2 separate regions of the Homo sapiens genome follow, and region 1 is linked to region 2. Evidence: read pairs that join two places in POLR2A ChIA-PET (ENCODE). Cell type or tissue: OCI-LY7. All regions are shown on one strand. Links, peaks and the distances in the headings refer to the core of each region. The heading gives the core; the rest is flanking DNA. Region 1 overlaps PPIL3 (peptidylprolyl isomerase like 3). Region 2 overlaps BZW1 (basic leucine zipper and W2 domains 1).

Region 1 (2,922 bases), core at 153-2,652, 54 kb after region 2:
GAAGCCCAAACCTCAGCACCATGCATTATACACTTGTAACAAACCTGCACATGTACCTGCTGAATCTAAAATTAAAAAAAAAAAAGATATGCCTTAAAAAATGTCCATGAGCAGGCCGGGTGTGGTGGCTCACGCCTGTAATCCCAGCACTTTGGGCGGCCAAGGTGGACGGATCACCTGAGGTCAGGAGCTCACGACCAGCCTGGCCAACATGGTGAAACCCTGTCTCTACTAAAAACACAAAAAAACAATAGCTAGGCATGGTGGCAGATGCCTGTAATCCCAGCTACTCGGGAGGCTGAGGCAGGAGAATCACTTGAGCCCGGGAGGCGGAGGTTGCAGTGAGACGAGATTGTGCCATTGCACTCCAGCCTGAGTGACAAGAGTGAGACTATGTCTCAAAAAAAAAAAAAAAAGTCCATGAGCAAATCAGTTGGGAAATGTTGAGTGTTTACTGTATTCCAAGACATCTTTTTTTTTTTTTTTTTTTTGAGATGGAGTCTCCCACTGTCACCCAGGCTGGAGTGCAATGGCTCGATCTTGGCTCACTACAACCTCTGCCTCCCGGGTTCAAGTGATTCTCCTGCCTCAGCCTCCCAAGTAGCTGGGACTACAGGCACCCGCCACCATGCCCAGCTAATTTTTTATATTTTTAGTAGAGACAGGGTTTCACCATGTTAGCCAGGATGGTCTTGATCTCCTGATCTCGTGATCTGCCCATCTTGGCCTCCCAAAGTGCTGGGATTATAGGCGTCAGCCACCACACTCGGCCTCCAGGACCTCTGAGAGCCTTTACTGTAAACCTAAAGATCACACCTGTAATCCCAGCACTTTGGGAGGCCGAGGTGGGCAGATCATGAGGTCAAAAGATCAAGACCATCCTGGCCAACATGGTCTCTGTAAACCCCGTCTCTACTGAAAAAAAAAATACAAAAAGTAGCTGGGCATGGTGGTGTGCACCTGTAGTCCCAGCTACTTGGGAGGCTGAGGCAGGAGAATCACTTGAACCTGGGAGGCAGGGGTTGCAGTGACCCGCTGCACTCCAGCCCGGGTAAAAGAGCAAGACTCCGTCTCAAAAAGAAAAAAAAAAAAATCAGAGAAAATAGCAAATGGATTGGCTGGCCTTTCCAGACTAACTTTTTATCCTGTCCCTCCTCTTTCTAACTGTATAAAGTGAATAATTAATGGTAGAGCTCTTACCGTTAGTATCAGTTTCAGGAATACCCAAATTTTCAGATTTGGGGATACTTGCATATACATAATAAGATATCTTGGAGATGAGACCCAAATTTAAACATGAAGTTCATTTACGTTTCATATATACCTTATACACATAGCCTGAAGGTAATTTTACACAATATTTTAATTAATTTGTCCTACGATTTAATTCTTTAAAACTTTTTAAATTTTATTATAAAATAACACTTCCAGGATACGGACTTGCTGTGGGAGGAATATGTAATCAGGCCACTCAAAAATGCCTGCACTTGAGGCTGAGCATTTAAAAATGAATGTTCATATGTAACAAAAATTAAATGATGTATTTTTTGTATTAAAATTAAAGAAATATGTTGGATAATCATTATAATAAAGAATATGCTCTAAGAATGGGGATAAAAGCTGTTGGGCGCCCCTTGGTACCACCATTTCATAGAAGATCATAGTTGTAAACAAGCAGAAGGATGATGCAATCTCTGACATAATTAAAACCGGGTAAACCACAATAAGTGTGTTCCAGCAATTTGTCAAGTTATTTGTCCAGGTCTATCATAGCTACTGAGCAAATGGGTTGGCATGAATAGTTATGTCCTTAATGTGTACATCATTAAGAGGTCGGTATGTCTTCTCATTTACTGGCAACTTCTCCAACTCATCTAGAGTTTCCAGACCATCTATTACCCTGAAAGAGAAACAACATAACATATGAAAATTTCCTTAAATTGAAACATGATATCCATATCTATGACAATTACAGTCTCCTTAAAAAATAATCAAGTCTTACAGATCTCTGAGTTCTCTAGTTGAATGTACAACAAAATGTTGATTTTCCATCATAGATATGGATCAAAATTCAGAAATAATTTACTTTTATGCCCTTAGTCAACAATACAAAGGGTAGGAATATTTCCACCATAGTACCTAAAATTATATTCTACCCCATTCATACAGTGACAGAGAACAGCTACAAATGGGACTAATATAACCAGTTAAAGGGAAAACAAACTGTTTTTCTACACTTTCATACTTCCAACACCAAATGTGTGGGTTTTCCCAGTTCTCCAATTCTCTGGGTATCCCACAACTTGATTATTTTTTCAAAATTTTATTTAATTTTTTAAAGACAGGATCTCACTGGGACTACAAATGCATGCCCCCACACCTGGCCCTATAATTTAATTGTGACACTAACTACAAGGAGTGAACAGAGACCCCGGTTAATCCCACAAGACAGCCCCTACCACTTCGGATGCCAGTTCCAAGTCCCGATTGTGATCTGTACTATCTGACTAACCATGATATAATTTGGGATTTTTCATGCCCCCCAGCTCTGTTCAATAATTTTCAAAAATGGCTCATAGAACTTAGGAAAGCACTTTATTTATTACTATGGGCTATTATAAAGGTTACAACTCAGGAACAACCAAATGGAGGAGATGCATAGGGCAAAGTCTGAGAGAGGGGCACAGCGCTTCCATGCTCTTCTCGGGGTGTGTTACCCTCTTAGTATCTACTTGTGTTCACCAACCTGGAAGCTCTCAAACCCTGTTTAGGGTTTTTACGGAGGGCACATTAGGTAGGCACGATTAATTAAATCACTGGCCACTAGTGACTGGAACTCAATCTCCAGCCCTTCTCTCCTTCCCAGAGGTCAAGAATAGGAGGTCACTGAATGTTCCACCCCTCTAAAAATACATGGCTGAT
Region 2 (2,922 bases), core at 277-2,776:
GGTAAATCTTTTAAAACTAAATGTTTTGGGTCCCTTGTCCCCCCAGATGAAAAAGAGAGGTTTGACCCTACTCAGTTTCAAGACTGTATTATTCAAGGCTTAACTGAAACCGGTACTGATTTGGAAGCAGTAGCTAAGTTTCTTGATGCTTCTGGAGCAAAACTTGATTACCGTCGATATGCAGAAACACTCTTTGACATTCTGGTGGCTGGTGGAATGCTGGGTAAGTGTCTGTGGTTTGTGGGCTTAATAATTTAGAAAGGTATAATATATGGAGATTATGGAGAGTCTAGAATATGAACTATTTGGCAAACTTGTTAAAATGGAGTGATTTTTTTGGTTTTGTTGTATTTTGGTTTTATCCAACTTTAGCCCCAGGTGGTACACTGGCAGATGACATGATGCGTACAGATGTCTGCGTGTTTGCAGCCCAAGAAGATCTAGAGACCATGCAAGCATTTGCTCAGGTAAATGAAACTTTACATAATTGTTTTCAGTTGGCTACTATCCATGTGGTATATTTGAGGAATATTCTACTTTTAAGAGTTGTGGTTAGAAAGTTGAAGGAATTTGATTTTAAATTTTAGGGATACTGTTCTTGGTGCAACGGGATGAATTAGAAACTTAAGGTGTGTTAAGGCGAACAAAATAGGGAAAAATGAAATTAACTCTTCTGTTCCTATTTGTCCTGAAATTACTCAATTTTTAAGAAAAATGTCAAGCTGGAAAAGTCAGTTTCGTATTGTGATTTCTCTAGTTTATCTGCATACATTTATTTTTAAAGTTAAATGAGTTGTGAGCTGATTAGCTTGTTAATCAAGATCTCATTGGAAAGTTTCATACGTAGTTATGTTTGTGTTACTGTAAGCAAAGAATTAAAGTACATCTAACCTGGACATTCTTATGTGTCACTAGGAATTCTTCTCAAGCTGGTTTAAGCAGCTCATAAACTTACATCGAGTGAAAGGTTTACTACTTTGCTATTCTAGAAATATATGAAGTTACTGAATTCATTTAATGTTCTTCATAGGTTTTTAACAAGTTAATCAGGCGCTACAAATACCTGGAGAAAGGTTTTGAAGATGAAGTAAAAAAGGTATGAGTAATAATGTACTTTGTGGAAAAGAAAAAAATAGGGTTAGAAAGAGGAATGTTAAATCCTAATTCCGCCACAGATTTGGAGTAATTTTGCTTGTTTGTTTGGGTTGTTTTTTGAGACAGAGCCTCACTCTGTGTCCCAGGCTGGGGGTGCAGTGGCTCAGTCTCAGCTCACTGCAGCCTTTGCCTCCCGGGTTCAAGCGATTCTCGTGCCTCAGCCTCCCGAGTAGCTGGGATTACAGGCATGTGCCACCATGCCCAGCTAATTTTCTGTTTTTAGTAGAGACAGGGTTTCACCATGTTGGCTAGGCTGGCCTTGAACTCCTGGCCTCAAGTGATCTGCCCTCGGCCTCCCAAAGTGCTGGGGTTATAGGTGTGAGCCAACACGCCTGGCCCAATATTGCATATAGATGCCCAGAAAACTTGATATGTTTATCAAGCACCAGGCACTGTTCTAATGATACTAATTCACTCAATGTTTATAAAAACCCTGTGAGGCAAGTTTTATTATCCACATTTTACATGTGAGGTGCAGAGGTTAAGTAACTTGCCCGAGATCATTCAGCTAATGAGTATTGTAACTTAGATGTAAACTTGGATGGTTAGATCCCAGAGCCCACGTATTGAACAGGTAGCCAGTATAACATGCTTTACTGCTTCTCTTATTGTAATGCAGTTGCTGTTTTAACCCTTAATTGTTTTACTTTTTACAGCTGCTGCTGTTCTTGAAGGGTTTTTCAGAGTCGGAGAGGAACAAGCTAGCTATGTTGACTGGTGTTCTTCTGGCTAATGGAACACTTAATGCATCCATTCTTAATAGCCTTTATAATGAAAATTTGGTTAAAGAAGGTAATCAGCCTTAAAGGATGGTCTTCAGTTGACTCAGAGTGGGGTGGATAAGAGCATGGTTTACTGTTCATAGATGTGACTTCTGTGAAAGTCTTCGTTTATTAACCAGCCTTAAATTTAATAAGTTCAGTCTAATTCACTAGACATTTAATGAATACCTTTGGCATCCAGGTTTAATGGCTTTCTTTAGGCATACAACAGATACCCAGATTTAGACAAAATGTTGTTATATGTAATAAAAATAAAATGAGAAATGCTGTGGGAACCCCAGAAGAGATTAATACCAATTGGGAGACTTGGAGAAGATGACGTTTGGGGAAAATGTCAAGCTGGAAGGGAAAATCAGTTCCCTGTTTGGCTCCAATTGTCGGATTATTCTCTACAGTAATTTTTTTGAAGCTTTTTTTTTTTTAAAAAACTGCTTGCAGTAGTGAGTATTTAAGTTACCTTACTGTAATTCTCACAACAGTCTTGTCAAGTGTAGAGACTGTTGCCCTCAATTTATACTTTGGAAAACACTTTAAGTAACTTGGCCAAGAATATACAATTTGCAAGTGGTAGACTAGGGAGATTGGAGAAGTGATAAACTGTGGCCCAGGAAAGTTCAGGGTTAAGTTTGTGAGGAAAGTCAGTAATCCCATGTGATTGAACTATGAAGGGAAGGATATAGGGGGACACAGTGATTGAAACCAGGGAAGGTACTTCTGTTAATTAAGCTATTTTCTTTTACAGGAGTTTCAGCAGCTTTTGCTGTGAAGCTCTTTAAATCATGGATAAATGAAAAAGATATCAATGCAGTAGCTGCAAGTCTTCGGAAAGTCAGCATGGATAACAGACTGATGGTTGGTAACTTTTTTTCATTCTTCCCATTCTTGCCAAGGATGTAAATGAGAGAAATTTCTCATTTTTAAGACTGTGAAAAGAAAGTGTTTTTCTTAATCTGATTTAAAGAAAGTTTAACCAGATAAATTCTTC

The links. Peaks named below come from ENCODE experiments on the same cell type or tissue, not always from the same donor. Only the 100,000 strongest peaks of a DNase experiment are listed, where the experiment ranks them.
Region 1: POLR2A ChIA-PET joins it to region 2 with 11 read pairs; 25 of 35 experiments call an interaction of 5 or more read pairs at or near these places.

What each region holds. Positions count from the first base shown.
Region 1 is chr2:200,869,622-200,872,543 of GRCh38, forward strand. It overlaps PPIL3 (peptidylprolyl isomerase like 3), which reads right to left. Exons shown (of 7, transcript NM_130906.3): 7 at 1,286-1,900. The coding sequence ends at 1,774. Among named protein-coding and RNA genes, the nearest start is that of CLK1, 6.4 kb to the left of the region's middle. In OCI-LY7, for the core only: no CTCF peak of the experiment used is centred there; no DNase peak of the experiment used is centred there; H3K27ac peaks cover 408 bases.
Region 2 is chr2:200,815,295-200,818,216 of GRCh38, forward strand. BZW1 (basic leucine zipper and W2 domains 1) reads left to right here. Exons shown (of 12, transcript NM_001207067.2): 3 at 47-223; 4 at 373-467; 5 at 1,031-1,096; 6 at 1,812-1,947; 7 at 2,680-2,789. Among named protein-coding and RNA genes, the nearest start is that of BZW1-AS1, 4.6 kb to the left of the region's middle. In OCI-LY7, for the core only: no CTCF peak of the experiment used is centred there; no DNase peak of the experiment used is centred there.